3 separate regions of the Homo sapiens genome follow, and all the other regions are linked to region 1. Evidence: chromatin loops called from intact Hi-C (ENCODE). Cell type or tissue: PC-9. All regions are shown on one strand.

Region 1 (8,000 bases):
ATGAGACCCCGCCTCCTATTTCTTTCCTGATAGCACAAAAGAGGGGCCCCCAAAAGCCAGCTGTCCACAGGCACTCTGGACTCTGTCCTCTCATGTGTCCCCACTCTGCTGACTGCATCTTTACCCTCTCCCTGCCAGATCTTCCCTTCAGCATCAAAACATGCATTTGGGGGCTGGGTGCGGTGGCTCACACCTGTCATCCCAGCACTTTGGGAGGCCAAGGCGGGCAGACCACCTGAGGTTAGACGTTCGAGACCAGCCTGGCCAACGGGGGGAAATCATCTCTACTAAAAATACAAAAATTAGCCGGGCGTGGTGGCGCTCGCCTGTAATCCCACCTACTCTGGGGGCTGAGGCGGGAAAATCGCTTGAACCCAGGAGATAGAGTTTGCAGTGAGCCGAGATCGTGCTGCTGCACTCCAGTCTGGGTGAAGGAGTGAGACTGTCTCAAAACAAAACAAAACAAACAAAAAACATGCATTTGGTAACACGGGCATCTTAAAAAGCCAAAACGATCACCCAAAGCTCCCTCCTTTCCACCTCCCCCTCACTCACGACTGCGCCCCGTTTCTCTGCTGTCTTTCAGAGCCCAGCTTCTCCGGAGCTGCCTGCTCACGAGGCTGCACTCCCTCTGGCCTCTGCCACTCCCTCCCGGCTGGGCTGAAACTGCTCTTGTCCAAGTCACCAACAGCCTCTGCGCTGCCTGCCGAGCACAGTGGGTGCCTCGTCCTCTCCCCATCGTCCTTCACAGTGGTCGCCTCCATTGTAGGCCGCTCCCTGCTCAGTCAGCTCCTGGCACTGAGCCTCCTGCTTTTCCTCCCACTCTGTGCCTCCTCCACCCAACTCTAAGCATCAGGGGCTGGTCTCGGCCCCCTTCCTCTCCATTTGCAATCTGCCTAGGCCTAGGCCATCGCTTACCTTAGATACCATCCCCAGCACCTTGACTCCCAAAGTCTCTCTCCGGCACAGACTTCCATTCAGCTCAAGACTCATACCTGACTGCCTACTTGACCTCACCACTTGAAAGCCTCCAGGACCTTAAAACAGAGCCTCACTGTCCACCCGTCCCATCAGCAGGCCCACACCACATGACAGGCCAGCCCCACTGTGACCCACACCACAGAACACCCTTGCACTTTTCACTGCGCCCAATCTCTCCTCCACCCCAGCCAGAGTGATTCTGGAATTTGTACCATGTTCATGTATTTTATAATTTCTAAAACATTAATTAAAAATAAAAAAAAACTTGAAAGCAGGGTATCAAAGAGATACCTGTACACCCAGGTTTATAGCAGCGTTATTTGCAGCAGCCAAAAGATGGAATCTGCCAGGGTACAGTGGCTCACACCCATAATCCCAGCACTTTGGGAGGCCAAGGCAGGAGGATCACTTGAGCCCAGGAGTTCAAGACCAGCCTGGGCAACATGGCAAGGCTCTGTCTGTACAAAATTTTTTTTTTTTAATTTAAAAAATTAGCTTGGTGTGGTGGTGCTTGCCTGTAGTCCCAGCTACTCGGGAGGCTGACGCAGGAGGATCACTTGAGCCCAGGAGGTTGAGGATGCAGTGAGCTATGTTTGTGCCACGGCACTCCAGCCTGGGCAACAGAGTGAGACTCTGCTGCAAAAACAAAACAAAACAAAACAAAAAAACAAAAAAAGGAATCTTCCCAGTGTCCATCAGCAGATGAGTGGATAAACAAAATGCTACATACAGTGGAATATTATTCAGCCTTAAAAAGGAAGGAAATTCTGACACATGCTATAACATGAATGAACAGTGAGGACATTATGCAAAGTGAAATAAGCCAAGGACAAGCACTGTATGATTCCACTTAGCATCGTCAAGATCACAGAGACAGAAGTAGAATGGCGGTTGCCCGGGGGAGAGGAGAATGGGGGGTTATTGTTTAATGGGTTCAGACTTTCAGCTTGGCAAGGTGCAAAGAGTTCTGGAAATAGGTTGCACTGCAGTGTGAACGCATTTAGCACAACTGAAATGTACCCTTAAAAATGGTTAAGATGGGGCCAGGCATAGTGGCTCACGCCTGTAATCCTAGCACTTTGGGAGGCTGAGGCGGGTGGATCACCTGAAGTCAGGAGTTTGAGGCCAGCCTGACCAACCTGGAGAAACCCCATCTCTACTAAAAATACAAAATTAGCTGGGCATGGTGGCGCATGCCTGTAATCCCAGCTACTCAGGAGGCTGAGGCAGGAGAATCACTCGAACCCAGGAGGCGGAGGTTGTGGTGAGCGGAGATCACGCCATTGCACTCCAACCTGAGCAACAAGAGCGAAAGTCCGTCAAAAAAAAAAAAAAAAAAAAACGTTAGGATGGTACATTTTATGTTGTTTTTTTTTGCCATTATTAAAAAGAAAAACCCATAAATTAGCTCAAGTTTCTTTCTCCCTTGCTTTTACTTTTTGGTTCTTTGAGAGGAAGTCTTGCTCTGTCGCCCAGGCTGCAGTGCAATGGCGTGATTTCGGCTCACTCTGCCTCCCGGGTTCAAGTGATTCTCCCGCCTCAGCTTTCACCATGTCGGTCAGGCTGGTCTCGAGCTCCTGACCTCAGGTGATCCACCTGCCTTGGCCTCCCAAAGTGCTGAGATTACAGGCGTGAGCCACTGGCCCAGCCTCTCCCTTGTTTTAAACTCCACGATGGTGTACTGTTTCCCTTAGAATAAAGTCTGAATTACTGACCTGGCCTAGAAAGCCCTGCTGACTGCACCCCCTGCCCAGCCAGGCCGGGCTCTCCCTCCCTGAAGACAGTCCCGGCTTCACCTTGAGCTAATATGCTGTTTCCTCGGACAGGCCTCCCCTAGCCAGTGTACCTGCAGGTTTCCCCACCGTCTCTGCTGTGCCCTGTTCATTTCTTTGGAGCACAGTTCCCAGTGTGTAGCTACACGCTTGTGTGTTTAGTGTCTATCTCCAACCCCCACGACCGCCGTCACCACCTCCTCCAGGCATGAAGCCCCCCGAAGGCAGGAACCAACGCTGCTTGGTCGCCAGACTGTCCTCAGCACCCAGCACAGCTCTGGACATGTCCTTGGTGCCTTCCACATCTTTGCTGATGAATGGGTGAGGCTCTCTCTCAGTGCAGCAACAGCGCAGAGCTGGACACTCCAGGAACTGAACCCCAGCCTCACCACTTCCTAGCTGTGTGACCCGGGCAATCTTTAGCCTCTTTGAACTTCAGGCTCTTCATTGGTAAAATGGAGACATCTTGCAAGGTAGTTTGAGGCTTGTATTAAATAACCTATAAAAAGTGTTTTCCCCTGGTCAACCAACTGGTCCCTAACATCACTGTATTCTACCCCTTCAAGGGGATACTACTACTTAGGCAATAATTCTTGACTTTTGGTGGGAGAAGACGGTCACATACACCTTTGAGAACTTGATTACAACTATAAACTACCTCTAGATAGAGGTATATACACTTACTCAGACATATATATATAAATTCTGAGGTTCACTGACCATAAAAAGTCCTACCATGGTTGCCAGGTTAAGAACCCTGAATGTAAGGAAAGAAACGAAATTAATGTGGTTAAAGAGCTGAAAGCTCTTTGGGTAGCCGTCAAGAATACGTGGAGAAGAATAGGAACGCCAGACCCAGGGGGGTCCAAGGCTGGCGTCCCTAGTGCCACAGTGCCCTCTGGTGGTAGATCATAATCATTGCTGCGTACTCCCAGGCCAGAGGAAGAAATGTAGGACTCGGAAAATGCCGGAGTCCACTCTGTCTCCCCTCAAGCCTCCAGATTTGTACACCCATCTGTCCTTCAGTCATCTTCCCCACAGCCCATCTCTTAGGAATTTGATATCTCTTAAGGCAGTGAAATGTTTCTCAGAGTGAGGCCCAAGGACAGTTTACTCAACAGGTCCTCAGGTAGACAGATAGTTTCAGAGGACAAAGTGATCAACAATTTTGTTCCTCTACTTTTCACAGATCTGAAAAATGACAGCGATTATGGCTGTGACAGAAATATCATTACGTTCTAATAATGATTATGTTTTTAATAATTATTACAATCTTAAAATTGGCACAAGGGGTTTCCAGGACTGCTTGAATTACCTTGACTAATCCTTTTGTTGGCTTGTTTGTTTTTTGAAACAGGGTCTTACTCTGTTGCCCAGGCTGGAGTGCAGAGGCTCAGTCTCAGCTCACTGCAGCCTCAACCTCCGGGGCTCAAGAGATCCTCCCACCTCAGCCTCCCAAGTAGCTGGGACCACAGGCATGTACCACCATGCCTGGCTAATTTTATTTTTTGTGGGGACAAGGTCTCACTATGTTTCCCAGGCTGGTCTCCAACTCCTGGGCTCAAGCAATCCTCCTACCTCAGCCTCTCAAAGTGCTGGGATTACAGGCATGAGCCACTGTGCCCAGCCACCTGGGCTAATCTTATTTTCCATCCTATGCATGTTGTTGTTTATATTTTAAAATATGCTTTATGCATTCATATGCTTGTGCAATATCTGCAAATTACAAAAGTTATTAAATGGCTCAAAAGTGCTTCACTGACTCATCAGAGTAGCAATGAAAATGAAAATATACATCTGACAGCTCAGAATAATGTCATCCACATAAACAGTGAACAGGATTTCACTGGGAATATAAAATAGCTGTATGTGCTAGGAAGAAGGAAAAATGTAAATGATTATTTAGCCCAAGCAGCAAAGAGAAACTGTAGAGAAGAGCTACCTCAGAGAGTATCTAGAAACTGGGTTTTACTGGCTATTCACTCCTTGTCCTCAGTGAATTATCTGCTATGAAATGTCAGATCTTGGCTCGAAGTCATCAGATCTTTTGTATCAGTCACAATCAGAGTCTACTGATTTATTTTTTTTTCCAGAATAAGCAGAAAGCAACATTTCCCAGAATAAAAATTTAATTTTGTGCAAGAATATAGCATATCCTTCAAAACTGCCCTCACTCTTACAGCTGCAAGTCACTGGATGGCAAAGAAGTCAGACAAACCAGCTGGGAGGTTAATGACATTAATACTTACAGAGAAGCAGTTTTATCAAATGCCACTGTTGCATGTCACATAACCATGGCAACCAGCACACAAGAGCAATCACCATGATGTGTATGTACTAGCAGAGTCCTTTTTTTTTTTTTTTTTTTGAGACGGAGTCTCGCTCTGTTGCCCAGGCTGGAGTGCAGTGGTATGATCTCAGCTCACTGCAACCTCCAAGTGATTCTCCTGCCTCAGCCTCCTGAGTAGCTGGGATTACAGGCGCGTGCCACCATGCTTGGCTATTTTTTTTTTTTTTTGTATTTTTAGTAGAGATGGGGTTTCACCATGTTGGCCAGGCTGGTCTTGAACTCCTGACCTCATGATCCGCCCACCTCGGCCTCCCAAAGTGCTGGGATTACAGGCGTGAGCCACCGCGCCCAGCGAGAGTCCTCTTTATGGCTGCAAAACTCCTGATGTACAGACTGAAATGGCTTTTGTGTGACTCAGGCTGCAGTCATGAAGGACACATTCCTTTCAACATGGTCTTGTGGAAACAGGCAGCATGTACAAGGGAATGCTTCCCCATCACTCCAACGCCCCACCCCACACACACACCATGAGCTACTCTGACCCTAGAGAGCAAAGGTGAACTGCGTTTTGTTTTAATTTGGCATTTTAATTGAGATACAATTCACATAATTTAAAAGTCACCATTTTAGGCCAGGCGTGGTGACTCATGCCTGTAATCCCAGCTCTTTGGGAGGCCGAGGTGGGCGGATCATGAGGTCAGGAGTTGGAGACCATCCTGGCTAACACGGTGAAACCCCGTCTCTACTAAAAATACAAAAAATTAGCCAGGCATGGTGGTGGGCACCTTGTAGTCCCAGCTACTTGGGAGGCTGAAGCAGGAGAATGGCGTGAACCCGGGAGGCGGAGCTTGCAGTGTTGCAGTGAGCCGAGAGCGCACCACTGCAGTCCAGCCTGGGCGACAGAGCAAGACTCCATCTCAAAAAAAAAAAAAAAAAAAGTCACCATTTTAAAGACCAGGTACAATGGCTCACACCTGTAATACCAACACTTTGGGAGAACAAGGCAGGCAGATCGCTTGAGCTCAGGGGTTTGAGATCAGCCTGGACAACATGCCCAAGCTCCATCTCTACAAAAAATAAAATAATTAGCCCGGTGTGGTGGTGTGCACCTGAGGTGGGAGGATCACTTGAGCCTGGGAGGTTGAGGCTGCAGTGAGCTCTGATTGTGCCACTGTACTCCAGCTTGAGCGAAAAAGTGAGACCGTATTTAAAAAACAAAAAAAAAGTTAGTCCGAATTCTCTCCCTATGCTGTCCCCTGGCAACTGCTAATCTATTTTCTGTCACTATGGATTTGCCTATTCTGGACATTTTATATAAATGGAATCACACAATATCTGACTGGCTTCTTAACAAAATGTTTTCAAGCTTCATGCATGTGGTAGTATGCAACAGAACTTCATTCCTCTTTACGGCTGAATAACATTCCATTGTATGGTTATGCCACATTTTGTTCATTCATTAATCACATCACTGGATGGACATTTGAATTACCTTGGCTAATTTTTTTTTTTTTTTAAGAAAGGTTCTCACTCTGTTGCTCAGCCTGGAGTGTAGTGGCGTGATCTTGGCTCACTGCAGCCTCAACCTACCAGGCTCAAGAGATCCTCCCGCCTCAGCCTCTCAAATAGCTGGGACTACACATGCCACATTTAGTTCATTCATTCATCACATTGCTTGATGGATGTTGGGGTTGTTACTACTTTTTGGTATTATGAATAATGCTGCTGTGAACATGTATGTACAAGTCTTTGTGTGAACATGTTTTCTCTTCTCTCAGATATATACCAACAAGTGCAATTGCTGAGTTATATGGTGATTCTATATTTAACTTTTTGAGGAGCTGCCAGACTGTATTCCACAGCAGCTGAATCACTTTACATTCCCACCACCAGTATATGCGGGCTCCGATTTCTCTATAATCACACCAACACTGGTTTTTTGGTTCTTTTTTTTTTTTTTTGAGATTGAGTCTCGCTCTGTCACCCAGGCTGGACTGCAGGGGTGCCATCTCGGCTCACTGCAACACTGCAAGCTCCACCTCCCGGGTTCATGCCATTCTCCTGCATCAGCCTCCCAAGTAGCTGGGACGACAGGTGCCCACCACCACGCCCTGGCTAATTTTTTTGTATTTTTAGTAGAGATGGAGTTTCCCTGTGTGTTAGCCAGGAATGGTCTCGTTCTCCTGACCTCGTGATCTGCCCGCCTCGGCTTCCGAAAGTGCTGGGATTACAGGCGTGAGCCACCGCGCCCGCCTGTTTTCCTTTTTTTTATTGTATAGCTATCCTAGTGGATGTGAAGGGATATCTCATTGTGGTTTTGATTTCCATTTCCCTAATAACTAATGAAGTTGACCATCCTCTCATGTGTTCATTAGCCATTTCTATATCTTCTTTGAAGACTATTCAGATGCTTTGCTCATTTTTCAAATTGGGTTGTCTTGACTGTTGAGTTGTAAGAGTTCTTTGTATAGGCCGGGCACGGTGGCTCACGCCTGTAATCCCAGCACTTTGGGAGGCCAAGGCGGGTGGATCACCTGAGTTCAGGAGTTCAAGACCAGCCTGACCAATATGGTGAAACCCTGTCTCTACTAAAATAACAACAACAACGACAACAACAAAAAATAGCCGGGCGTGGTGGCGGGCACCTGCAGTCTCAGCTGCTCGAGAGGCTGAGGCAGGAGAATCACTGGAACCCAGGAGGTGGAGGTTGCAGTGAGCCGAAATTGCGCCATTGCACTCCAGCCTGAGAGACAGAGCGAGATTCCATCTCAAAAAAAAAAAAAAAAAAAGAGTTGTTTGCGTATTCTGGATGTTAGGCCCTTATCAGGTAGATATTTTGCAAATATAGTCTTCCATTCTGTGGATTGTCTTTTCACTATCTTGTTGGTATCCTTTAACCTACAATGTTTTTAATTTTAGTAAAGTTTGATTTATCTTATTTTTTCTTTGATTCTTGT
Region 2 (8,000 bases), 250 kb before region 1:
CAGAACCCAACCTGAGGCCACACCTCCCACCCCTCCTAGAAAGAAACAGCACCCTCTCCCCATCTCCCCACCTCTCACCTGCACCAGAACGTACTGGCACTCCCCGGGGAACAGGTATTTGAGCCCGTCGAAGGTGAGGTAGTGGGCCATGCCGATCGTGGAGCACGTGGCATCACACACATGGTCTGTGCAGTTCCACTTCCGGTCCTGACAGACACTAGGAGCAGTCATGGCAGAGATGACAAGTTGGGCACCTTGGGTTTGAGGGGCCCATCTGGGCCATGGAGGCAATGAAGGAACACAGAATACTCTGGGTGCCTCCCAACCCTCCAGGAAGCCCAAGGAAGTTGAGGACCTGTAGCGTGGAGTGTGGACTTCATAGGCCCAGTATGGTGCCCAGCAGGAGACAGGGAAGCCTAGTGGCTGTCCCTAAAAGGGGGAAACTGAGGCAAAGAAGGGAAGGGGTTGTCCAAAGTGAGCCAGGCAGCCAGGGAGGAGGCCCGGATGCTCTTTAGGCCTCCTGTTATGAATTCGCTCAGCCTCACCCTGAAAGCCACATCTACCTGAGATTGGCCACAGGGTGTCTGTAAAACAGACACACTGATGTTGAAAGCCTGAGGCTAATGGGAAAAACAAGACAGAACAGTGGGAAAGCCCAGAGTATAGAAAAGAGTGATGAAGTACGCACTTCTGCCAGGAGCAGTCCTGTGTGCATAGCTACACGTTAAGATGTATGTAGCTACATGTTAAAATCTATAGTGATCTGCCCACTGCCACGTGTCCCTCCCTGCCACCACCCGTAACCAGAGCTGACATCAAGAAGCCCACTTGTGCGTCAGAGGTGGTAAGCTCAGACCTCAAGCCCAAGAGACAGCCCTCTCTACCTCTGTCCAGTAGGCCTCTTTCCAAGGCTGTGCACAGCCACCAAGTCAAAGGCAGGGTGAATGAGCAGGGTGAGGGGTTACGTGCAGGATGGCCAAGGAAAAGGGAGAAGGCAACCAGCCACCCTCACCTCAAACCACGCCACTGCAAGCACACTCACGAAGTGCTCATGGGCAGTGTAAGGCCTGCAACGAAAGGACCCTCCAGACCCCGTGCCCACTGGCAGCTTGGCCCAAATGCAATGACTGGTGGGGCGAGGTCCCTGTCTTCCCTGGGGCCCATCTCCCTGAACAGAAATACAAGCTGAGCATTCCTAATCCAAAACTCTGAAGTCCAAAATGTTCTGAAACCCAAAACTTTGAGCACCAACATGACACCACATGGGTGGCTGAGAGGGTGACACCTTTACTTTCTGATGGTTCAATGTACACAAAACTTTGTTTCATGCACAAACATTAAAAATACTAAATACACATTAAATACATATTTAAAATGTTGTATAAACTTACCCTCAGGCAACGTGTATAAGGTATATATGAACCATAAATAAATGTCATGTTTAGATTTAGGTCCCATCCCTAAGACACCTCATTATGTATATGCAAATATTTCAAAGTCCAAAATAATCCAAAATCCAAAACAGTTGTGGTCCCAAGCATTTCGGATAAGGGCTACTGTACTAACCTGTTGAATAGTGTCTATGCAGGATGGACACAGGTGATGAAAAAGATTCTCCCCATTTTACAGATGGAGAAACACAGGCACGGAGGAAAGGCAGAGAGTAACCAGGTTCCCACAGGGGGCTGGAGGCAAGTGCGGAAGGTCCTGTGGCCGCGTGCACCCTCACTCCACCCGCAGGGCCTGGGTCCCCGGCGCAGCCCCTCACTGAGCCTCACCAAGTGTTGCAGCCAATCTTCACTGTTTCTCCAGGGGCATACTCCTTGCCCTGATGGAAGCAGGGACACCTTTCCAGGGCCACACATCTGTTCTCATGCCGGACCTAAGAGAAAAGAATCCAAAAGTCCTCAGGGCCACAGTGACTGATCTAAAGCCCTCCTCCAGCCCGCTCCAGGAAGTGTTGTCTGAGACTTGAGCCTACGGGTAAGCCCAGCACTGGGACTGGCACCAGGACCAGGGCTGAGCCAGGGGGACAGCTTCCACTGCAGGCCAAGCCAGGACAGGGATCCTATGCCCAGGCCAGGGCTTGGCAAACATGGGTTCCCATCTACATGGCTCCTCCCTGTCAACTAAAGACACTGACTGCCCTCTGCCCTCTCGTGCCCTGCTGGGGCACTGTAACCTGGACATTTTTGCAAAGGTACTTCAAAAAATCATGTCCAGAGGCCTTGAAATGCACATATTCTTACACCTAGCCATCCCAAGGAAAGGATTTCTCTGAGGGAAATAGAATTATGGACAAAGATTGATGGAGAATTATTTATCATTGCAAAAAAAAATTGGAAACACTTAATAGGAAAATGACTAAATCCATTGAGGAATCACCAGGCGCCAGTATCCTATGGTGCTATTACAATGGTCCTTTGGAAGAATCTTAAATGAAGTGAGAAATACTTATGCTGTTAATTTTTAACACAGGAAGAAAAACTGTATATACATATGGTTCCAAATGTATATATATTTCACAAAAGACTAGAAGGAAATACAGAATCTGCCTCCAGGTGGTGAGCTGGGATAGGCGAGTGGGAGGATTTTATTTTCTTTTTCAGTTTTAAAATTTTTTTCCAAGTGTTCTTCAATGAGCATGTATTATGTTTATAATTAAAGAAAATGAACACTATATTGAATAAAATTAATATGTACTTAACACTCTGGAGGTGAGGGCCAAATATTGGGCATAAGTAGAAATCGATCAGAACTAGAGTCTGGGGGCTGGTCCAAGCCACAGGCCCCCTCCTGCCCAGTCTCCCGTATCCCGGTTCACTCTCCATGGGGTATGCTCTACTTCCCCGTCGTCACCCCTCGGGAAACTACTTTCGTGAGCATGTTGTATTCCTCCGGTCTGTTGGGGCTGAGAAAATAAAAGAACTAAGAACTACCAGCCCCAGAAGAGTCAGCCAAACCCACTCTGAGCTCAACATGCAGACACGCTTCTGTCCCGACTCCAAGGGGCAGCCCTGGGTGCCTGTCCTGGTGTGGCCTAGCCTTGGGGGTTCTCAAAGAGGCCTGGGTCACCCCCAGGTGAAGGACTGTGGCACCTTGGCTCCAGAGCTCCCTGCAGGGCGAGAAGCTCCTGGTCTGAACAGTTCCAGCTCCACGTGACCCAGTCACTCCCCAGACAAGTCTGAGCTCCCAGGCCTGGAGCTGGACAAATCCCTGGGAACAGGGCAATCTTGGGCTGAACAAAGGGCTTTCAAGGACCCAGGCTAGAATCGTATGTGAGCATGTGTGTGTTGGGGCGGTTGGGGGGAGGGAAATAGGAAGAATCCTCCACTGCTTAATGTCATCTTCACCCAACCTCAGGAGGTGTTCCCGCATCTCTGGAAGCCCAGCTGATGGGTCAGGATGACAGTGCAGGGCATAAGATGCAGGTTGACCCCACTCTTGGTAGCTCTTACCTCCCGGAACCACTGTTCTTGGGAGGGAATGAGCTTAAGCACCCAGTAGGGAAGATGGCACCTTGGTAGGAGCTGGCAGGGCTGAAAAACCTCTCTCTAGCAGAGCATTCAAAGCCTCTGTCACAATTAGGGTTCATGTCCACATCGCCCCGTCCAGTGTCAGCTCTGACTTAAGCCTGAGGCCCACCACCTAGTGGCTGCTATAAGAATGACTGAGGTATCCCACGGATGCCTTACAGTCAACGGAAACCAGATAATACGCCTCCTTGTGGCAAATACCATGTGGGACAGAAGTGCAGGGACGGACTCCAGGAAACAGAGCCAGGCTCCCCTTACCTCAGCAGCACATGTTGCCCCTCACCCTTGGGCAGGCCGGGCTGGGGGCTCCCAGGCCTCTTGGTCTGCATGCTGCATGTTTTTACCTCTCGCCATGATATTCAACCCATGGGACAACCCACCATGCCTCCTGTCACCCAGGTGTGGGTCTATGGAAGCCCAGCCCTCCTCCAGCGGACAGAACACTCCAGTCCCAGCTCAGGTGTGAGATAACAATGCCATGACTGCAGCCGCCACCTCCTCCTCCTTCTGAGCACCCACTGCAAACCACGTGGCTGCTCTCTGCCGACTCGTGTTAGCAAGAGGAGGTTATTAATTCATGGACAGCAATATTATAATAGGACCTTGATATTAAGTGAGGACTGCTATGAAGGCCACAGTGGTGTGGAGTTAGGTCATAAGAGAGCTGGAGAGGAGACAAAACATAATCTTCAATGAGAGGAAAGGGTTTCCAGGACACAGCATGAGACTTCCTGACTTGGGAGAGAAGAGCAGGTAACAATAGCCCAGCTAAAAACACCCAGAGAATCCCAAAGTGGCAAAGACATTCAGGGAGGTGGAAATTCATGGAGGTAGATAGGCCTGGAAATAAAGGGGTAATTTAGGGGATGGATTGGACCCAGAGGGGAGCTGTGCAGAGAGGCGGGGCAGGCCAGCACAACAGTCCCTGGCCAAATTTTGTGGCAAGTCACTTAAACCTCACAGTTAAAATGAAGAGAACCACCTCCGTCTAGTGTTTGTCCCTTCGGGACATCAAAAGGCTACTAAGATAAAGTCTATGAATGTCCCCTGAAGACTTCAGAAGAAAGCCTGGCAAAAATACTCGTCCCATCACTCACCAACTCATGACATCTTCAGTCCGAAAGGGGTCAGGCTGAGAACGTGGTCCTACGTGTTGGTCCACTCCAAGAAAATTATAAAGTAGGAAAATACTGGTCTTGTTACCTTTCTCTGAAAAGGCCCCATTGTCCCCAACTCTCCATACATGAACACCATCGTGACCCACTCTCCAGAATCTTTTTTACCTTCCAACTGCCTCTCGTTCATTCTCCTACCCCATCAGTACTTTCAGGCCAAAGCAGCTGAACTCAGCCAGAAGCTTGCGAGGAGGAGAGTGATCTGATTAAAGCACTCCTGCTGAGCGTGATGACTCCTCCTATGAAGACTTATGAGGTTCCGCTTTTTTTAAACCTCTCGCTTGTTAACCAAAATGAATTTTTGCTTATTATATTTCAGTAAGCCCGACTGAGTGACAAATCATGGACCATGTAGGAGATATTTCTGAAACAGGCCCTTCTTTGGATCTTTTAAAATGTGCAACGCCCACATGTGAGGCCGCCTCTGGATGGGCCCTTGAACCCAAGCTCTGAACTTTAAGAAGTGGTGCCCAACTCCTTCAGTCTTCACATGGGGCCAGTGAGGAAACTGGACATCCTGGGATCAGGGACATAACCACACTTCTCGCCACCAAGAGGCTCCTAATACCAGCAGTTTGGGAGATGTAGCTGCTAGGTTTCAAACGGGAAGTCAGCATCTCCCAGACAGAGGCCTAAGTGTTTCAGATTACAGGAGCCCTGGTCTCAGAGTCAGGAGACCAGAATTTCCACTATACAACTATGAAGGCTTGACCCGGCTCTGTTCCCTTTCTGTCCTCAGTCTCCTCCCGTGTGATAGAAGGGGCTGACATAATGGGACCTCAGGGTTTCTTCTTCTCTGCCCTCTACGATGCTCCCAGAGTTACCCTTGCCGCCGGACTCAGGAAGGGTGAGCAGGGCAGTGAGTTGTGCTTTGCTGTCACCTAGTGGTGGTAGCAGGTAATATTCTAACTTAAAGAGATGGATGCTTCAGGCAAGCATGGCTCCAAGAATTTCTGAACTAGAGAAAAATACCTGGGAGATCTTCCAGCACAACCCCCTCATTTTATCGATCCGGCAGGTCTCAGAAAGTGAACACTGGGATCTAAAAAGATGCTCCTGTGTGTGCTAATTCCCTGCAGCATCTCTGTTCATGGCAGGATTCACCGTTTCCCACCACGAACTTACTGTAATAGTTAGTGGTCATTAAACCACCACTCACTAAGCACCTCCCATGTGCTCGCTGCTCTCATCTCCAGTCTTCCCAACAGCCTGCAAGCCAGTTTTACAGATAAGAAAATTAAGACGCCAAGATGTTAAGTGACTTGCCACTCACTTAAGTAGATGTTAGGAGGCAGGATTCAAACCTGGAAGTGTGAGGTTCCGATACCATGCCGTTTCCAGGCGGTTTCTCTGCCCTTCATTTATCACGGTGCGGACCACTTAGCAAAGGGACCCCCATCCTCCTCATTCCCATGCCAGGAGACCTTTGCACGATGGCAGGAGCAGATACAGCCTGCAGCTTGTGGGGTCAACCAGAAAACCTCTGCTCTAAGCAGGTGCCAGGCCTGGGACAAACCAGAAAGAGAGGGGTTCTTTCTCTGCCCCCGCCAATATTTTCAAACAGGTGCTTCTGGGCATACGGTGGACACTGAGAGGCACCTTAGAGGAGGAGAGACAATCTTCGGCTGAGAACAGGGCTGCTCAAAGTGCATTCCCTGGGCCAGGGCCAGCCTGTGAGGACGCAAGCACAGAAACTAAGAGAAAGTGTTTAGAAAATCTTAGGGAAATTTGGCAGAGTCATGTTATGTCTGTTATATGTCATAAAAAGTGGGAAGTAAGAGTTTAGATTTAGGGATCATGAAAAAAAGGAAAGAAAACATTTTTTAAGGCCGGGCATGGTGGCTCACACCTGTAATCCCAGCACTTTGGGAGACAGAGGTAGGCAGACCACCTAAGGTCAGGAGTTCGAGACCAGCCTGGCCAACACGGCAAAACCCCATCTCTACTAAAAATACAAAAATCAGCTGGGTGTGGTCGTGTGCGCCTGTAATCCCAGCTACTCAGAAGGCTGAGGCAGGAGAATCACTAGAACCTGGGAGGTGGGGGTTGCAGTGAGCCGAGACCATGCCACTGCACTGCAGCCTGGGTGACAGAGCAAAACTCCGTCTCAAAAAAATTTTTAAAAAAAAAAGAAATTTTTTTTTTTGAGACGGAGTCTCGCTCTGTCGCTCAGGCTGGAGTGCAGTGGTGCAATCTCAGCTCACTGCAACCTCCGCCTCCTGGGTTCACGGCATTCTCCTGCCTCAGCCTCCCAAGTAGCTGGGACTACAGGCGCCCGCCACCACGCCCAGCTAATTTTTTGTATTTTTAGTAGAGACAGCGTTTCACCGTGTTACCGGGATGGTCTCGATCTCCTGACCTCGTAATCCGCCCGCCTCAGCCTCCCAAAGTGCTGGGATTACAGGCGTGAGCCACTGCGCCCAGCTGAAAATATTTTTTAGTTGGGTGGGATCATATTATTTTTGTCATTGCTTTTGTTTTATTTTTATGAGAATTCATTTTTATTGTATTTACAAAAGCATGGGTCCACAGCAGGCTGGAAATCTAAGAAAAAGCATCCTTTACAGGTCTCTCCTATGGACAGCAGGAAGAACTGATGGGTGCAGCCTCTGAGACAGCCTTGGATAGTTACAGAAACAACAATGAAAGCTATTCCTACACTTCTGTAGAACTCTCTGGCTTTAAAGTGCTTTCACACACATCTCCTTGGGGCCCACAGCCATGCATCATGGAGGCAGAACAGGAATTCGGTGTCTACGTAACACATGAGGTGACTGGGCTTCCGGTAAAGACTGAAGGATTGCACAAGAGCATGGAGTGGGAAAGCAGGGAAGCCTGGCCTGACGGGTCTGCCCTCTGCACCCCATTCCTGCTCTTTCTGCCCCCCGCAGATCTGCCCCCGGGAAAAAGCCACTTCCCTTTCCCCTGTCAAGTCCTCAGAAGAATGCAGAATCCGTGACCCCTTCCCCAAGCCCTTAGTGACATCCCACAACCCTGCCCCTTCACAAGGGACAGACTGGACAGAGGAACACCCCGAGGGATGATGTCTGCACCATCAGATGGGCCCAAACAGGGTGTTTCCAGGCCCAGCTCCATTTTCTTTGTGTTATGGCCAAGAACACGTGTCCCGTGCTGCAGGCGGCACGCTGCGCACCCTTAATAAATTACACGGACTTCTCTGCTCTCTCGAATCTGGCCGCAATAATTTGCACACTCGCCGGCATCGTAAGGAAGCAGTTGTGAAAATAACCGAATCTCTTACAATATGAACCTGCAAGTTAGAATCCCC
Region 3 (8,000 bases), 300 kb before region 1:
TGGTGCCCCCTGGGGCTAGGGTTGGGCCCTGGAGACATCCCCCTGGTGGGACACATACCACACTCATACTCGGGGCAGCACTGGTCTGCATTCTGGCGGAGGCGGGCTACTTCACACAGGCCACACGTGGGAGCTAGAGGAGAGGAACGGCCACAAAAGTCAGAGAAATTAGTGGTGGGACAGCCTCAGAGGGATTTGAAATGTTCTTGCTCACTGAAAACTAGTAGGAGTTCTGTACGGTCATCCCACAAGGATCCAGGCCACGGGACCTCTGACAGATGAGTGTCCCCATGTTCCTGTTGACACCCTCACATTTACCCTCCAGGGGACTCTTAAGTCTGACCGTTGCTGGGGACCAGAGGCGAGGGTTAATCTGAGAATGTCGACCCCAGGTGCAGAATGGGGCTCCCAGGCCCAGTGATGGGAAATGCAGGCTGGGCAAGGAAGCCCACCCACTCTAGGACTCTAGGTGCCAGTGTTTGAGTCTGCTCTGCCAGAGGTGAAGATGGGTGGCTGGGGGGCCTTGCAGGGGCCCTTGTTCCTCCATGAAGGCACCAGGGAGGGGAGGACTCTCACCTTTGGCCGTGGGGCAGGGCTGCGTTGTGCAGTTGACCTTCCGCCCGCTGAGGCATGTGCAGATCTGACAGGGCTGGTGGTCCGGGACCCAGGCTTCCAGGAACTGAGGGCAAAGCGAGGTTCAGAAAGGGCACAGGACATTCTAGGTACGAAGCCCAGAATTCACAGAGGTCAGCTCTCCCTGCCTCCGGCAAGGGCCAGTCCCTGACCCAGCCCTCTGACAGAGCCTCACAGGCAAACAAAAGCAGGCTGAAAGGAGGTTGTGAGGTTCTAATGGCTTTCAGAAAGGTGGTTGCCACATTGCTTTGTAAACTAACATGCGGAAATTTTCACTACAGCCTTCTCTGTTGGCAGTGCTAAAACCAAGCAAAGAAAGAAAAATGAGAGTTCTTGGATCGCACTGCTAGTCATTTCTCAAGCCAAAGGAGAAATTGGGTTGTTGCTTGGGGAAAAAAATCCATTTATTTCTGAAATTGACTTCAGACAATAGGGTAGGAAGAGCGGTGGGGAGGACAGCAAAACTCTTGAAAGCATCACATTCTTGATGCCCGCAGTGACTTTAGAGGCCTGAGTGCAGTTCTCTGATTTTTCAAATGGGAGACGGCCCAGGGCAGAGAGCAGCCTTCTCGAAGGTACACACAGCCCCACAGCACAAGGCTTTGAAGTCAGGAACTCCTGAACTCTAACAAAGGCTGCATTCCGCTGTGCCTCAGTTTCCTCACCTGTAAAATGAGCGTACTCAAGCCTGCCTTGCAGGACTGTTGTAAGGAGTGAGAAACTGTGATTAGCACAGGGTACACAGCAAAGAGCTCCACTAATAAGAAGCAGAGCCAGGACTCAGTCTCCCTCTGGATTCAGCCATAAAGTTAAATTTAAACTTAAAATTAAATTCAAGTGAAATTGCCCCTGAAGAAACACATTCTTATCCAGTAGCTCAAAGGCCTCTAAGAAGTTCCCAGGTCAAGAAGGTCTTACTTATTACTTCCACAGTCAGCAATCAGTCAGCTAAGAAGGAAGATCAAATACCCACAAGTAAGGCCCCCTTCCCCCAAAGTGCCCTGCCCTCCTTCAGGATTAACCCCTCTGGTCCTGCCCTTGACACCTTTCACTCACTCAATAAATGATAGCAGCTAACATTCAGATGCCACCTGCTGTGTGCCACTGTGTTGAGGACTTTATTTAAATCACTCATGTAATCCTCACTGCAGTCCTACGGTGAGGATATGTTTTACCACTGCCCTCACTTTTCCAATGAGAAAGCTAAGGCACCTGCTAGGTTCCCACAGGCACAGCGACAGAGTGAGGATTTGAATCCAAATCCATGGTTTGTTTCTTTGTTATTTTATGTTTTGGTTTTTGTTTGTTTGTTTGTTTGTTTGTTTTGAGACAGAGTCGCACTCTCTCGCCTAGACTGCAGTGCAGTGGCATGATCTCGGCTCATTGCAACCTCTGCCTCCCGAGTTTAAGTGATTCTCCTGCCTCAGCCTCCCAAATAGTTGGGACTATAGGCATGTGCCACCATACCCAGCTAATTTTTGTATTTTAGTAGAGACAGGATTTCACCATGTTGGCCAGGCTGGGTCTCGAATTCCTGACCTCAAGTGATCCACCTGCCTCAGCCTCCCAAAGTGCTGGGATTACAGGTGTGAGCCACTATGCCCGGCCCAAATCCATGGTTTTAAACCACCATGCTCTGCTGCCTCCCACAGGTAACTAATAATAAATATGTTCAAGATATTTTTCTAAGAGTTTTACATTTATGTACTTTATTTTCCTAATAATAACACTACCAGATAAGTAGTAGTATCTATATTTACAAATAATGAAACTGAGACACCAAGAAGTTAAGAAATTTGACCAAGTGGCACATCCAGGCTTCGAACTTAGCATTCTGGCCCCAGACACCACAGGCCTAGCCTCTTGCAGCACAACTGCTTCTCATCAACAGACACAGTGCCCATCGTGGGCAGGTCTGAACACACCATCCTAGCCCTCGAATGGCTGACAGTCAGGTTGAGGAAATAAGACTCATTCGTGAAAATCTGAATGAGAAAAATAAATTGTGATACACACACACCGTGGAATACCACCTAGCAATGAGAAGGAGAAAACTATCAAAACAGACAGCATCATGGATGAATCCCAAAAGCGTTATGCTGGGTGAAGGAAGCCAGGCAGAAAAGAAGTGCGTAGGCATGATTCCATTTATGTGAAATTCCAGAAAATGTAAACGAATCTATAGTGACAGAAAGCAGACCAGTAGTTGTCTAGGGTTGAGGGATATATTTAAAAGGGCATAAGCTAACCTTTGGGGGATGGAAATTCATTATCTTGGTTATGTCAATGGTTTTATAGGTGTGTACATATGTCAAAACCTATCAAATTGTACACTTTAAATATGTGCTGTTTGTGGCATGTAAATTATATCTCAATAAAGCTATTTGTAAAAATAAAAAATAAAAGAGCAGTAAGAGTGCAAAAGGAGAGTCCACTAAGATTGGGCACTCCAGAGAGTCTCACAAGGGTGCACCTATGAAGCACAGGAAGACTTGGGCAAAGGGGAAAGGAGGAGGAATTCCAGGTGGGAAACAGCTAACAAAGGCACAGACGAAGGAACACTCCCGCAGTGCCCGGCATCACAGGTGAGGCAGGTGGCTGAAGACAATGGAGGAGGCCCTGCCTCACAGAGAAGAGCTAAATAAAGACAACCCTGGCGACAGCATGCAGGACGGAAAAGGGAAGGACTAGGAATAAAAACCAGAAAAGACACAGCGGCTGCCACTCCAGCTGGGAAGGTGGAGGGAGGGGCCCAGGGCGCTGGCCTCGGAGGGCTGGGGCAGGGGGTCGAATTGGCAGACATGAGGGGATGCGGAAGGAGAGAGTCATGTTCTGTATATGTTTCAGTGTTCTTTTTTCTCTCCTTTTAAACGCAGACCTCAGATATTTAAACTCAAGAATAAATCACACAATTTTCCAACTATCCTGAGAATGGGTAACACACAACAGATGACCAAAAGCAGGTGTCCAACCTCCTCCGCTGGGGATTTTCATTTCCCAGGAAGCTTAAGGCCTGCCCAAGGCAGGGAAAAGAATAAAAATTAAAAATTTAAAAAACAAGCTAAGGCCAAGCTTCTAAAAGCAACCGTAGTGGCTCTCCAGGCCTGGCCAGGCTATGCAGCAACGCGGCCGGCAGATGGCACTGCTGCACAAGCCCAGGCCAACTGCAGGCAGGCAGTCGCAATCGCCAGGTTCCAGGGCCCAGGCGTGACTATCACCAGGCCAGAACCGGTATGAGAGCCAGCAGGAGTTAAAGTCTGAATGAAGGTGACAAAAGATCGGCCTGCAGAGAATAAGGTGGGAAAACTGACATTTTCAAGGCCCAAGGTCAAAGAAGGACACAAGCAATTCATCATGCACCACCCACCACCAGCCAATGTGATGGGGGATGCAAATGAAATGCAAACACTGAGCCCAGCTAGGGACAGCAGAGACTAAGGGAGAGGGAAGGAGGCTACGGGCCAGAGCTTCTGGGCCATGGACAAGGTTCCTGCTAAACTTGTGCCTGTCACTACAGCACCCACCACCACCAGCAGCTCCACTGAGCCAGGGACAGCCTGTGCAGGCTCTTGGTCCCTTCTGATCCTACTCCAAAGACTCACCTCTTTAGACTCTGTTTTGTAAAATAAACAAGAGCTATGAAAACTAGTGAATATTTTGCTCTTCTGAAATTACTACAATAGTTTTATACCCTAGTTTATTTCCCTTAATAAAAGGTTTTCTGGGCTTTATTTTTCAGTTTAAAAAAAAAAGTTTCTTTAATGGAAATGTTCTTCACATTAGGTTTTTATTCTTTCTCTGCTTTGAAAGTCAAAGTTGAAAATGCACGTGGCTGGATATGATGTTTGTTTTCATTCATTTAAACTGTATTTTCTGAAATCACTAAAAGTGGCTGTGTTGTTTTCAAAGTTTTCAATTAACTAATTTTATTTTACCTGATTTTAAAATATATTTATAAGACGGTTTCTACATCCAAAATATTTGGATGGAAACTTTATACAACTTGAATGCATATTCTAATGTGTTGGACTGAAGATGAGGCGGGCAGTGAAAGGGGAAAATAGCACCAGAAAGGAGAAGCAAAGGATAGGGGTTTGGAGACACTAAGATAAAGTTCACAGTCTTCCTGCTCTCAGGACCTTGCAGACATTTGACACTCATGAGCCAGAAATGCTGCAAACTTGAGCTCACTTCTCATCACAGAACGCCAAGGAAAAGATCATTTCTGTCTCCTTCTGAGAGCAAGCATTTTGCCACTACTAGTAAAACCGGTCTGAAATTACCACAGGTTTCTAGCCCCATATGTAAATTGGTCCACATCATTCAAGCCCTGCAGGAGCTCAGGAGCTATACAAATCAAGGAGAGGAATATAAGGTTTTGTCAACTCATTTAGGGAATATCACAGAACAGGCAATTACTTAACTTGGCAAGTTGAAATATGGCAGTAGAGTAGGACTTTAGCTCATCTATTCCACGGTGAGGACAAATTGGATCCACTAGGACAAAGCCCAACAACTAAACTAGAGCAGATGAGATCACTATAAGTGACTATAAGTAATAGCCCTAATGGATACCCATGCTCCAATGAACATGAGTTAGCCCAGAGTTCAGCTCACAGTTCCAGTGAGGTCAATGGCAGGGCTAGGACACTATAGGATGACTGATGTTATGAATATAAATCCCAGCTTTATCACCTCATGCCATTGAGCCTCAGTCTCATCCATTCAATAGGATGTGCGATTATGACCCTATAGAGCTTTGGGGAGAATCATATAAAATGGTCCCTATCCTGGCTTATAACATCAGGGACAGAATAGTGTAGTTACTGAAATGTTGTTTTCACTATTCTGCAGGCTGGTTAGCTACATTTACCATGAGTTCTCCTATTCGTGGTTGAACATAGTGGTAAGTCACTCTACTTGGTCCACTTAGCAAGAATGGTCCTCCTTGGCGATGAAGACATTAGGTCTTGAGTGCAGTCCATGATCACAAAACACATTCTCCTTTCCTAGAAGCCAAATATGCTTCTATCTCTACCACGGTCTGTAGTATCACTGTCAAGCATGAAGGACAGGGCCACTGCACACATTCACATGTACACGTTCACATGTGCACAGACACACACTGCCCCAGATCCTACAAATATACACGGGGTCAACTTTGAAGAGAGATGACAGCCATTTTAGGCCAAGACGGAGGAGTCTGGTAAATATGCTTTCAAAATACACTCAATAACTCCCATAGAGCTAAAAAAAAAAAAAAAAAAAAAAAAAAAAAAAAAAAAAAAATTTTGATGACTCAGTGACTCCCAAGCAAATCAGCCCAAAAAAGATGCAGCAAAAGGGCCATTTCATATAGTGGAAAGAGCCAGATCTTTGGAGTCACATAGAGCTTCAAATTCTGAGATCAACTCCATTACTTATAAATTGTTTCCATGGGTAACTTACTGAGCTCTTTAGGTCTTAGTTTCTTCATAGGATTTTTGTATTTATGAGTGACACAGGATACAATAATGTATTCTGTGGAATCCCAGTCCCAAGGGATTCTCACACACACACACACACACACACACACACACACACACACGCATGCACACACACGCTCCATGATCAAATAAGTTTGAGAAACAAAAACTCTCTTAAATATCTGCAAGGTACAGTAGTATATTAAAAAGACTAAAGAGTTCTGCAATAAAGAAACCTGTTTAACTATGGTTAGCTGGTGTTCTTTAAACTCACTTGACCACAAGTAACTGTTAATACCCTGCAAAATACACCTTTGAAAAACACTAAGATAATGAATATATTGGGTTTAGCACAATCAAGGTACATAATCTCTCTTAACAATGGCAGACATTATGACACAAAATATTCTTTTCCCTTTCCCTCCTGGATTTCTGTATCATTCTGCTTAAATGACTATAATCATAAAGACAATAGTAATAACAATCATAATAATAATGTGGTAACAACACTTTGATGTTTAATCCCACAGATAATACATGACAGACGCAGGATTTGAACCAAGAGCTATCTGAATGCAAGGCCATTACACAATACTGCCTCCCTATCCCTAATGATCCCCGTAAGAGTCAACCCTGCTGCCACAGTTGGAAGAGGCCAATCACTGGTGAACATATCTCCCTTTTGACCCAAGAGGGAAGCAGCCCCATGGGAAGTGAAAGGCCCAGGCTCCTACCTGGTGCTGGACTCCATCCTCACCAATGCACTGAGTGCAGGCCTCTTCAGGGACACAGCTGCCTTCCAACATGACTTTATCTGGAGGGCAGAAACAGCCTTCGGAGGGATGGTCCCCACAGGAGCTCACGTTGCCATCACAGTGCCGGGGACAGCCATGCTCACAGTGGTTGTAGACCAGAGATGGTGGGCATGACATAGCTGTAGACAGAGAAGGAGGTCACTTGCAAAGGCCCACACCAGCCAGAGTGAAATGGGCACAGCTGATTCAACATGGTTAATCATCAGACAAACTTGCCAGGGCAGAGACGGCTATTTTCCACCAATCTTCATCCTCCCCACCTTCCATAGAAACAGAACTTTAGGCTGGGCATATGACCACCAGAATGAGGACTATATTTCCCAACCTTTCTTGCAGCTAAGTGTAGTCACATGACTAGTTCTGCCCAATGAACTGTAAAAGAAAGTATAGTATCCCATGGCAGCTTCCAGGAGTCCATTTTAAAAGACAGCTATGCATGCTCCTTGTCCCTCTTCCCTCCTTCCCTCAGCTTCCTCCTTGGAGCATGAATGTGATGGCTAGAACTCCATCTTAGACCATGAAGAAAAAGACCACACCCAACTGAGGGCAGAGCAAGGAACTAGAATCCAGTTTGAGGCCCAGAATCAGCTGGAGCCACCGCCTCCGATCAGTTGTATGACAGAAAATTTTAATTCTCTGCTACTAGCAGCCAAATCTAGTCCTAACAAATGTTGTGAACCTGTGTGTCCTTAGTAGGTTTTGTTGTCCTTTTTTGAATACATATGTCTTTTATGCTTGAAAAGCATCTTTAAATTAGGAATACACAGCTTAGAACTGCCTTGGGAGAGAAGCTACAAGGTGATTCATTTCCCTCGTTCTGATTCGCTCAACAACTTCCTCACATCCTCAAGGCACCAAGGCAGGCAGGTGATGGACGAAGTTTCCAAGGATTTGGAGCACCAAAGATTTCCCTCTGTGTGCACAGTAAATAACCAGGAGGTACACAAAGAAATCAGTATGCAGAGAAAGTGCTTCCAGTAACTTAGAAACTAACATTTGCCCCTTGATTTGCAGGCTGATTGGGAGGAGGCAGTATCATCCACATGGCCTCAGAAAATCAGAGCCCTAAGGAACCTACAGGTTATCT

The links. Hi-C counts contacts between places; a loop is a spot of excess contacts. Peaks named below come from ENCODE experiments on the same cell type or tissue, not always from the same donor. Only the 100,000 strongest peaks of a DNase experiment are listed, where the experiment ranks them.
Region 2: a loop joins it to region 1, with 10 times the contacts of the local background. A loop is called at or near these places in 3 of 110 quality-filtered maps.
Region 3: it touches region 1 in a loop (24-fold over the local background); 85 of 110 quality-filtered maps call a loop at or near these places.

What each region holds. Positions count from the first base shown.
Region 1 is chr12:6,281,541-6,289,540 of GRCh38, forward strand. The region is part of intron 2 of LOC105369625 (a long non-coding RNA gene); the gene reads right to left. Among named protein-coding and RNA genes, the nearest start is that of PLEKHG6, 25 kb to the right of the region's middle. RefSeq lists an enhancer at 1-88. In PC-9, CTCF peaks have their summits at 3,637 (motif pointing left) and 3,839; DNase peaks (open chromatin) are centred at 3,641, 5,031 and 5,471; H3K27ac peaks cover 1,496 bases.
Region 2 is chr12:6,034,610-6,042,609 of GRCh38, forward strand. VWF (von Willebrand factor) reads right to left here. Exons shown (of 52, transcript NM_000552.5): 19 at 1,779-1,882; 20 at 79-217. It overlaps SNORA120 (small nucleolar RNA, H/ACA box 120), which reads right to left and starts at 5,574; the gene lies at 5,428-5,574. In PC-9, CTCF peaks have their summits at 3,691 (motif pointing left), 3,894, 5,577 (motif pointing left) and 5,781; DNase peaks (open chromatin) are centred at 3,672 and 5,617.
Region 3 is chr12:5,984,987-5,992,986 of GRCh38, forward strand. VWF (von Willebrand factor) reads right to left here. Exons shown (of 52, transcript NM_000552.5): 38 at 6,833-7,032; 39 at 577-679; 40 at 59-133. Among named protein-coding and RNA genes, the nearest start is that of ANO2, 44 kb to the left of the region's middle. In PC-9, CTCF peaks have their summits at 3,767 (motif pointing right) and 3,972; a DNase peak (open chromatin) is centred at 3,795; H3K27me3 peaks cover 1,709 bases.